Regions from separate parts of the Homo sapiens genome. Here region 2 is linked to region 1. Evidence: chromatin contacts called from ENCODE Hi-C or POLR2A ChIA-PET data. All regions are on one chromosome and are shown on one strand. The core of a region is the stretch at or near the end of the contact, and the rest is flanking DNA. Distances in the headings are between cores, read along the strand shown. Region 1 overlaps HIPK2 (homeodomain interacting protein kinase 2). Region 2 has its middle 37 kb from the start of KDM7A-DT.

Evidence for each region. Hi-C counts contacts between places; a loop is a spot of excess contacts on that map. ChIA-PET counts read pairs that join two places held with the same protein, here RNA polymerase II (POLR2A). Pooled maps may share reads with other maps.
Region 2: a loop to region 1 is called in a pooled map, with 5 times the contacts of the local background. The contact joins two enhancer-like sites. A Hi-C loop is called at or near these places in 2 of 37 single-sample maps with no recorded cell type and 9 of 50 pooled maps. POLR2A ChIA-PET finds 5 or more read pairs at or near these places in 1 of 52 experiments (Panc1).

The regions. Positions count from the first base shown.
Region 1 is chr7:139,671,646-139,676,901 of GRCh38, forward strand. All of the region lies in intron 2 of HIPK2 (homeodomain interacting protein kinase 2), which reads right to left. Among named protein-coding and RNA genes, the nearest start is that of HIPK2, 100 kb to the right of the region's middle. RefSeq lists a silencer at 1,111-1,260. Within about 2 kb of position 1,251, at least 5 of the 41 ENCODE cell types and tissues checked have a DNase peak (open chromatin) inside an H3K27ac peak, as active enhancers do.
Region 2 is chr7:140,212,230-140,217,254 of GRCh38, forward strand. No RefSeq gene overlaps it. Among named protein-coding and RNA genes, the nearest start is that of KDM7A-DT, 37 kb to the left of the region's middle. RefSeq lists enhancers at 1-2,218, 314-383. Within about 2 kb of position 1,967, at least 12 of the 41 ENCODE cell types and tissues checked have a DNase peak (open chromatin) inside an H3K27ac peak, as active enhancers do.

The sequences.
Region 1 (5,256 bases), core at 1-2,500:
GTTCAAGCAATTCTCCTGCCTCATCCTTCCAAGTAGCTGGGATTACAGGCGCACGCCACCACCCCAGCTAATTTTTTTGCATTTTTAGTAGAGACAGGGTTTCACCATGTTGGCCAGGCTGGTCTCGAACGACCTCAGGTGATCTGCCTGCCTCGGCCTCCCAAAGTGCTGGGATTATAGGTGTGCGCCACTGCACCCGGCTGAGAATCAAGTTTTAATGAAGTGACTTTAATGCATTTATGAGAAATGGTCATCACTAAAATCTAAGCCTTGAATGTGATAGTTCAGATTCAAGGCAAAGAATTTTTTAATTCCTCCCATTTGTTTGCTACTTATACCTCTGGTTTAAAAAGATACATCTGAAGTTTAACATTATATGATTCTAGATTTTTATAAAAGATTTTTATGAGTTTCTTATAGTTTATGTCTATAGCTTACTCATTCATTGTTCAATATTTATCTAGTGACCACAGTGTATGCTGAACACTGATTTAGATGCTAAAGATAATGCAGGGAATAAAACAGATGATTCGCCTACAGATGACTCCCTGCCCTCACGGAATTTACATCTACCTCATAACACTTGAAGATAAGTAGAATTGATTAGCTAGTGATTTAGTTACCTGAAAATCAAATGCTACATTTATGTAAGTTGGCATGAAATTATAAAATATCTTTCATAGCGAGGACCAGTCAAGATGATAAAAACTACTGGGTAAGTTCTAAATATGTCATACCAAGTAACCATTAACTATTTGTAAAAAAAATGGTCAGTTTAAGTCTTGACTTAGAACATGAAGACTTCAAAAAAAATAATTACAAGTAACTTTTTTTTTTGAGATGGAGTTTCGCTCTTGTAGCTCCAGCTGGAGTGCAATGGCGCGATCTCGGCTCACTGCAACCTCTGCCTCCTGGGTTCAGGTGATTCTCCTGCCTCAGCCTCCTGAGTAGCTACAGGCGCTGCCACCACGCCCGCCTAATTTTTTGTATTTTCAGTAGTGATGGGGTTTCGCCATGTTGGCCAGGCTGGTCTCGAACTCCTGACCTCAGGTGATCCACCCGCTTCAGCCTCCCAAAGTGCTGGGATTACAGGCATGAGCCACCGCGCCTGGCCACAAGTAACATTTTTATTCACTTCTGGTGATTAATTAGAATCACTGAACCAGAATCATAGTTTATTTAATCATCGCAGGTTGTCTTCTACATGACTACCTCATCTTTAACTTCTGTATTAATAAAGAATTTGCACTTTCACTATTCTCAGTCATGGTATGACTCAATGTTTTAGAACTTAGTATCCTCCTTGCAAAAAGTAATGCGAGCTGGAACAAAGCCCATAAGGTAACATTTACCACCTGGAACAATCAAAACAAATATTTTAACAGCAATAGATTTGTGGAGGACAGAAAGTCCTAGTGGCTAGAACAGTGGTGATTAGAAAAGCAGTGGTTAGAACTTTTTTTTTTTTTTTAATGAAAAAGATGGGAGGGAAGATGGCCACTAAATTGTATTTGAAACCAAAAGAAGTGACCCATCTGCTCTGGGGCCCGTGGAGAGAGAAGAGAGTGCAGATTACGAACTGGGAATGCAGAAGACAGAAAGATGATCAGCTGGAAACAAACTGAAGGAGTGTGTTGGCTAGCAACACATAATGAGAGTAGGGGCAGGCTTCTGACCTTGATGGTGGCGGAGCCGCATTCTCTCGCATAATCTGTCAGTTCTCTCTCTCTCTTACAGGAGACCAGCCTGTCTGGGAAAAAGTCACTTAGCTACCAATGCCTCTGAGCATACGGCCAAATTCCCCCAACCTCCTCTCTGATCAGCTTCTGCCTCTTTTTGTAACACTAAGTGGGTTGGGGAAGCCCCTGGAGGCTGAGGGCTGTCATAGGCCATCTGTGTGAGGACTCCCAGGGGCTGAGGGAGCTGTGAGGAGGGACGTAGAGACTGGGCTGACACCAGGTGCTTACCATTATCATGTAAGTTCTCTAACTGTTTCATGTGGGGTCTTCCCTATCCTTCTACCTACAGTGATGGTAGGTAACCTGAAGAAGTCTGACTTTTTAAAATTGGCACAGAGCAAAGCCCATTCCTAAGGAATGTTAAAAAATTTGCTGACTTTGGACAGGGCGTGGTGGCTCACATCTGTAATCCCAGCACTTTGGGAGGGTGAGCCAGGTGGATCACTTGAGGTCAGGAGTTCAAGACCAGCCTGGCCACCATGGTGAAACCCTATCTGTACTAAAAAAAAAAAAAAAAAAAAAAAAAAAAAAAAAATTAGCTAGGCAGACTGCAGACTACGCCTGTAGTCCCAGCAACTCGGGAGGCTGAGGCAGAACAATCGTTTGAGCTGAGGAGGCAGAGGTTGCAGTGAGATGAGCCTACTGCACTTCAGCCCGGATGACAGAGTGAGACTGTCTCAAAAAAAAAAAAAAGAAAAATTTGCTGACTTTTGGCTGGAGATTTTAATTACAAATATAGTAGAGAAGTTAAGATTAATATATAAAAAAGACGGTGCCAATAACTAAATGTTGTGCGGCACTTTTTAGTTTATAAGGAATCTTCCCTACATCATCTCATTTGGTGCTCAGAGCTGTGGTGGGGAAGGCCTCTCATCAGCTCAGATTTGACACACCTAATGTGGAGTGAGGTGGGTGTTTGGTTTTTCAATCTTTTAATTCTTTTCCATTATTCCACACATAAAGCAATAAGAAAAATTAAATGCTAAGCCGTATGGTATTGATTAGGTAAAACGGTGACTTAAAGGAGAGCTCGGTAGTGTCAGAAGAGCGCAAATCCATCCTGGGGATGAGATGCGTGCTGAGCCTGAAAGAGCAAGGTTTTAAACGGAAGGCCTTCCACCTGTGGAGAGGGCAGGAAGAAAGGCATGAGGATGGGAAGCAGACAGGCTACGTGGGAAAGGCGAGAACAGATTCCAGGCAGCATGGTGCTAGCCCAAAGCAGCAAACCTGGCATGGACCAAATTCTGGCTCCTTTCCACGAAAGGAAGAAAAATGAACACAGTAATCTATTAATCAATTAGTCTTCTGTTTTCGACTTCAATTCCCAGAGCTAATTAATCACTTCATTAAGTAGGAGATTCTCTCTTGGTTTAGGTCATTAATGAATATTACTAAGTAAAGCCTGGTTTATATTTCTAAAACTTTTGCATTTCAAACTCCTGGTAGCGCTTACGATGAAGATGTAAAAGAGGTGCCACATATGGACTGGAGGTTCCATCCCAGCTGCCGCTTCCTGCCATCCACCCTGGCTCTTCTCTGGAACAGCCATCTCCGGACCTGTCCTGGAAGTTCGCACACTTCTGCATTTGCCTTTGTCATCGTAAGGCTAATGCTGGGAAACGTGCTCACGTCTTGATTGTATTTATGCTGTGTCTAATTTTAGTTCTATTGTACCAAAATGACTGACATGGGTTTAATTGCTTGATCCAATAGATGCTGGTGCATCAGACCAACAGAAGCTTGCTCTTACCGTTATTAACCTGATATATTCTGACTAATTCACAGAATGAGGGAGAGTATGTTTTCTTCTTACAGCACATCCTGCTCAGTGACTGTGTCATCACCAAACATTTAAAAAGAGTCCGTTATGTTAAAAATATTATGCTAACCACCGAGAACACAAAGAGGTGTGGACACAGTCACTGACCTTCAGGGTACTGACAGGTTGTGCAACAGGTCACTTTACAAACAAGACCAGAGGACAGCATATGAAAAACAGTGAGCAAGGCCACAGGTACTAGGCGCTTGGAGTCTGGGGCCCCAGACTTGCTTCCATATTTAAATGTCGGCACTCACTTTGCTGCCAGTGACTCTCATCTTATTTCTCACATGCGGACTCGACACAGCATGAGGGGCAGGCAGGTGGGGAGGTGGCAGCAAAACAAGAATGCATGGTTCTGACCTCAAGAAGCCTGAGAGTTACTGTGGAGAAAAGAAAAAATAATCTGAAAACAGTTACAAAGTTGATGTCAGCAAGAACCAGACACCATGCTGTGAGTTATATGTTTGTGCAAAGATCACCAGAGAGGAAGTTAGCATGTGACCGATTGGGTGGGGTTGACCTGAGGTTTCTGGAGCTGTGAGGTGGACCCCCAATCTAGTGACATGAACTGGGACTGGGAGAAGGACAAGGCTTTCTGGCCTAGGAGGTAATACTTGCCAACCCCAACGCTTAGATAAGACTCAAAATGATGCTCTTTCTTCAATGATGCCTGAACAGATGGCTGTAATATACTCCTAATTGGTTTTCTCATACTTGGTCCCTTTCCCAAAAGCTCCAGTCCACTGAATCATTCTCATGTCAACTTTCCTAAACCTTACATATCTCCAATCAGGTCAGTCGTCTCCTGATCAAAAGAGAACCAAGTATGCATCGTCACTTTGCAATGGGGCCCCCTAAGGTAACTGCGCTCATTTTTGTTCTGTGCCTCTATGGCAGAGTTCAGCAAACACTTTCCATAAAGAAACAAATACTAAGTCTTTTCGGCTTACCAGGCTATCTATACACCGCAACTCCTCTCTGCTGCATCTACTCATCTCTGCTGACGTGGCACAAGAGTTGCCAGAGACCACAGGTACATGAATGGATGTGGTTGGCCTGTGGACCCTAGTTTGCTAACCCTGGCAAGGGAATCCCTGGGCTCACCCATGCTGAACTTCTGGTTGCCCTCCTGCGGGTGTCTGAGCCTACACAATAGTCTCCTTACCAGAAGTATCCTCACATCCATCACTGACAGTCAAGAGCCCTACACTTTCCTCTGCCCGCCTCACAGATTTCCATCACATCTTTGTGCTCACCCAATGTGATCCATTTAACAGATATTTGTTGGTTACCCACCATGTGCCAAGCACCTCCCAGATACTGGGTATACAAAGTGAATGACAGCCCTTTTTCTGTGAGCACTAAGATCTAGTAGGGAAGAACAAACAGATCTGTTTATTTGGTTCAACAGACCAAAGCTAGATATGAGTCCCCCTTCTTCCAACATGCCATAGCACTTCTTTTCTGCAATGAAACACTCAGTAGGCATCTCTGGAGAGCAGGTGAAGTGCTCAGAAGGTACCCCACACAGTTCCTTGTACACAGTAGGTACTCGAAAAACATGTACTAAACTGAATTAAACTGAAATTAATAGTGCCATACATCTAATTGACAAATGAACACAAGTATTAGAACCATAGTATTTCTTTTTTTCTTTTTCTTTTTTTTTTTTTTGAGATAGTTTTGCTCTTGTTG
Region 2 (5,025 bases), core at 717-3,216, 540 kb after region 1:
GAGGAAATGACACGCCTGAGCCACCTCCGTGGCCATTCCCTTGCCTTCACATGCCTGCCTCCACCCTAGTCCTCTCCCTGCTCCCTAAACATAGACACAGGGCTGGCCCCAGGCCCCATGTGTAACAGGCTTCCTGCCTAAAGCCACCAGGAGCCTCAGAGCCCAGAGCTCCTGTTGCTGGTGGCTGGAGTTTACTGCCTGAACTTCTAGTCCAGGTTGCGGACTATGAGCAGTCCAGGACTTTCTCCTTGTCCGACAGCCCCTCCAATCACTGCCCAGGTGTGCCTACATCCTAGTTCTAGCTGCCACCAGGAAAAAATCCAACCCATGGAGCATTTTGCACTCATCTACAACTACGTATGACAAATGGTTTCCCCTCCCTGCTACATAACTCAGCCTGCCCGTGTGCATGCTCTGAACTACTTCAATCTAAGTATCTGCTGAGTAAGATCGAGACAGAAAATATCTGTTGATTAGGTTTTGTTTCTGTCACTTCTTGCCTTCTCAGGGCAAGTCAGTTCTAGAGGTTCATTTCCGGTCCCTCGGCTTCCCACCCTGAAGCCTCCTCCCTGCTCCAGGTCAGTTTAGCAATGGAACACACCCAACAAGCTGCCCCGCCTTCTCACACCTGGGCTAGGGTGTCCAAGGTGCTGGGGAATCTAGCCCTTAGCAAAGATTACCTTATCCCTAGTACCAGGATTATTTCAATGTTTTTTCCTTGTGTTTTGTTTTGTTCTACCATCAATGTTCCACTTAGGTATTAATCCTAGCAAGTAAACTAAAAAGGCCGGGCACAATCTGTAATCCCAGGCTTACGCCTGTAATACCAACACTTTGGGAGGCCAAGGCAGGTGGATCTCTTGAGCCCAGGAGTTTGAGACCAGCCTGGGCAACATGGCAAAACCCCATCTCTACAAAAAATTAGCTGGACATGGTGGCATGCGCTTGTGGTCCAGCTACTGGGAGGCTGAGGCAGGAGAATCACCTAAGCCCAGGAGGTCAAGGCTGCAGTAAGCCATGATCATACCATTGCACTCCAGCCTGAGTGACAGAATGAGACCCTGTCTTAAAAATAAATAGGCTGGGCGCGGTGGCTCACGCCTGTAATCCCAACACTTTGGGAAGCCAAGGCGGGTGGATCACGAGATCAGGAGTTCAAGACCAGCCTGACCAATATGGTGAAACCCCGTCTCTACTAAAAATACAAAAATTAGCATGTTGTGGGCATGTTGGTGGGTGCCTGTAGTCCCAGCTACTCGGGAGGCTGAGGCAGGAGAATAGTGTGAATCTGGGAGGCGGAGGTTGCAGTGAGCCAAGATTGTGCCACTGCACTCCAGCCTGGGCAACAGAGCAAGACTCTGTCTCAGAAATAAATAAATGAACAAATAAATAAATAAATAAACTTTAAAAATGTATGGTCAGTTTTCTCATTGGAACTATGTCTACCTCCTTGGGTGGAAAGAGCTCATTCTTCCATGATCAAGCCCTGACCTTCAAGTAACCCCTTGAGATTCCTGACTCAGTCTGACCTGACTCTTATTTTCTTCCAGGCAGTGATTTCGGCAGCACAGAGACAGCAGAGAAAAAGAGACCAGATTTCTGCTCTCAAGGCGTGAATAATAGTCTTGACCCAGATTCTAACTATGTGGTCACTCCTAGTCTCTTTTTAACTCACTTTCTTATCTTGACTCTTAGAACCAACAACACCTGGCTCTGGACCTCTCACCAAGCTGTGGTTCTATGCTCTCCTGACTTCCAACTCTCCGTTCTTGTCCTTCTCACCTATGTGAGTTTCCAGCCTTCAGACACTCCCTGTCCTAGTGTTGAGTCCTACCTCTGAGACCCTCAGCTGCCCACCCTGCAACACTGACAATGCACAGAGTCCAACCATCTGGCCCTCATAAAATGTCCCAGGCTCCATGCCAAGTTGCGCTACAGATTGCTTGGCCATCAGTTCCCTAGGAAACTGTAGGCTGGACTGGCTGCCAAGTCAATGGAGGGTTTCAGCCATGTGGTTGGCCACCTGGGCAGAAGCCTTGCTGACTGCCTTCTTATCTGGTAGTTCCCCTTCCTGAGCCTTGGTGCCCAACCCTATCTGAATCACCTGGGCCTTGGAAACCTGTTCCTTTGGAGTTCCAGCCCTTCTAGGTCAAAAGCACCTTGAATATCTGACGAGGGCCTGCCTTCATTCTTTTGATCTCTTTGCTGGTGTTCCTCCTGGATGCCCTTGGCCTGTAACAGCTGGCCTCCAAACACCGGCAAACCTGTCCCCAGAACCCAAGTCTGAGTCAGCAGAGTCTTGGTAACTTTCCCTAGTTCAACAAAAACCCACAGCTATACCACAGTCCTGCCTGCACTCACCCTCTCCACCCACCTGACCACTTATTCATTCAACAAATGTTTGTGGAGTGTGTGTTTTGGAGCCAGATAATGTGAGAGTTGAAGTTTCCCAACAAGGAATGGACAAAACATTGTTCCTGGCCTAGAGGAGCTCATAGCCAAAGTGGAGGCATTAGAATAAACATAATCCATTTCAAAATGTGAAAAGGGTCACAGCAGGGTTGGAACAAGTACCAGGGGAACACCTGGGAAGGGCATCTAACTCACGCCCATGGGACAGGGAATGTCTGCATGAAGACTGATGTGAAATCTAAGCTGAATCCAAAAACAGCAGCAAGAGCTGGTAAATGGTTGGGGGTGCTCCAGATTTCATGCATGAAAACTCAAGGAGAGAAGGCAACTAAAAATAGGAAACTGCAAAAGTCAACATAATTGGGGCAGTGGGAGAAGTGAGCAAGGCTTCACCTGAAAGGAGGAGTTGGTTGGCATCTGAGGACAGTGGGAGGCCACTGGGGTTCTAAGCAGCACCCACTCCACCTATTCTTCTCTTCACAATGGGATCTACGCTTTAGGAAACTCACTTTGCTATCACGATGGAGAATGAATGAGAGGGAAGGCAAGATCCTGAGCAGGAAGAACAGAGAAGACTGTGACGGGATACCAAGACTGAGAAGATAATGGCCCGAACCACGGGAGTAATACAAAATACTGGGAGCCTAAGACCAATGGGACTTGGTCGTTGATTGTGCATGCCCTGCAAGGGGAAGGGAGGAGACTGTAGCGATGCCAGGAGTCTAGGCTGATGGATGACCTGGAGCGAGGTGGTGCTGTGAACTGTCACCAGGGAAATAGGGGAGGAGGGGCAGGTTTGTGGCATGGGGGATGGGAGACAAGGTTCAGACAGGAAGGACAGTGTTGAGTTTGAGGTGGTTACAGGACATCCTGTGAGGGGGCTGTGTGTCTCCAAAGCCATCTTGGCCAGTGAGAAAGTCTGAGAGACATCAGCAAACCCATGAACTCTGTAGAATGAGAAGAGCAGAAGGCAGTCTGGAAACATCAGCTAAGAGACAGACAGAAATTGACATAATCTCAAAGTGTCTCCCATACATGACACTTACTAGTTACATAGAAATAAGTAACTTTACAGTGGCGAAGCCTGGTAGACACTACCTCCCCTGAGTGATCAAAGTTATCAGGAGTAATGGGACGGGTAGACATTGTATGCCTCCTGATAGGCTGTACTGAGAAGGATACAACATCACTTCTGTAGTATTCCTGCCAAAAATGTATACTCTAAATGATTATATATGTCTAATCATGAGGGAACATCAGACAAAACCATACTGAAGGACATATATACAAAATAACTGGCCTGTGCTCTTCAAAAATACCAAGGTCATAGAAAAGAAAGACTGAAGAACTATTCTGGATCATAGGAGACTAAAACACAAACATGATAGCTAAATAATTCAATGTATGATTCTAGATTCGATTCTGGACCAGAAAAAAGAGGTTGTTTTGCTACACAATTCCTTTGTGACAATTAGCAAAATTTGAAATAAAGTTTACACATTAGACAATAGTACTATATCACTGTTATTTTTCTAATTTTGATCATTGCACTGTGTAAGAGAACGCCTTTTTTTTTTTTTTTTTTTTGAGACAGAGCTTCTTTGTTCTTGTTGCCCAGGCTGGAGTGCAGTGGTGTGATCTCGACTCACTGCAACCTCCACCTCCAGGGTTCAAGTGACTCTCTTGCCTCAGCCTCCCAAGTAGCTGGGATTACAGGAATGCACCATCACGCCCAGCTAATTTTTTGGGTTTTTTTTGTGTATGTGAATGTGTGTAATGTGAATATGTACCACATTTTTCCTATCCATTCATCCACTGATGAACACTTAGGTTGATTCCATATCTCAGGTATTGTGAATAATGCTGCAATGACCATGGAAGTACACGTATCTCTTTTTAGTACACATATCTATTTTTAGTAGAGACGGGGTTTCACCATGTTGGCCAAGCTGATCTCGAACTCCTGACCTCAGGTGATCCACCCGCTTCAGCCTCCCAAAGTGCTGGGATTACAGGCAAGAGTCACTGTGCCTGGCCAACAAAATGCCTCTTTAAGGTAATACTAATGAAACTATTTAGGAGGAAAGGAGAATTATGTCTGCAACTTATTCTCTATGATTCAGAAAAAAAGGTAATATGAACAGATAGATGATAGGTAGAGAGTAATAAGGCAGGCCAAGCACAGTGTCTCATGCCTGTTAATCCCAGCATTTTGGGAAGCCAAGAGAGGGCTGCTTGAGCCTAGGAGTTTGAGACCAGCCTGGGTAACACAGGGAAATCCCAACTCAACAAAAAATTAAAAAAAAAAAAAAAATTAGCTGGGCATGGTGGTGCATGCCCATAGTCCCAGCTATTTGGGAAGCTGAGTTTCAAGGATCACTTGGGCCTAGGAGGTCAAGGCTACAGTGAGCTGTGATCACACCACTGTACTTCAGCTTGGGCAACAGAGCAAGACCCTGTGTTAAAAATAAAAAATAAAATAATAAAGCAAATGTGATAAATTGTTAACATTTGGGGAATCTGAGTATAGGTAGGCTGGCATTCTTCAAAGCATTCTTTCTTACTTTTCTTTTTTTTTTTTTTTTTTTGAGATGGAGTCTTGCTCTGTTGCCC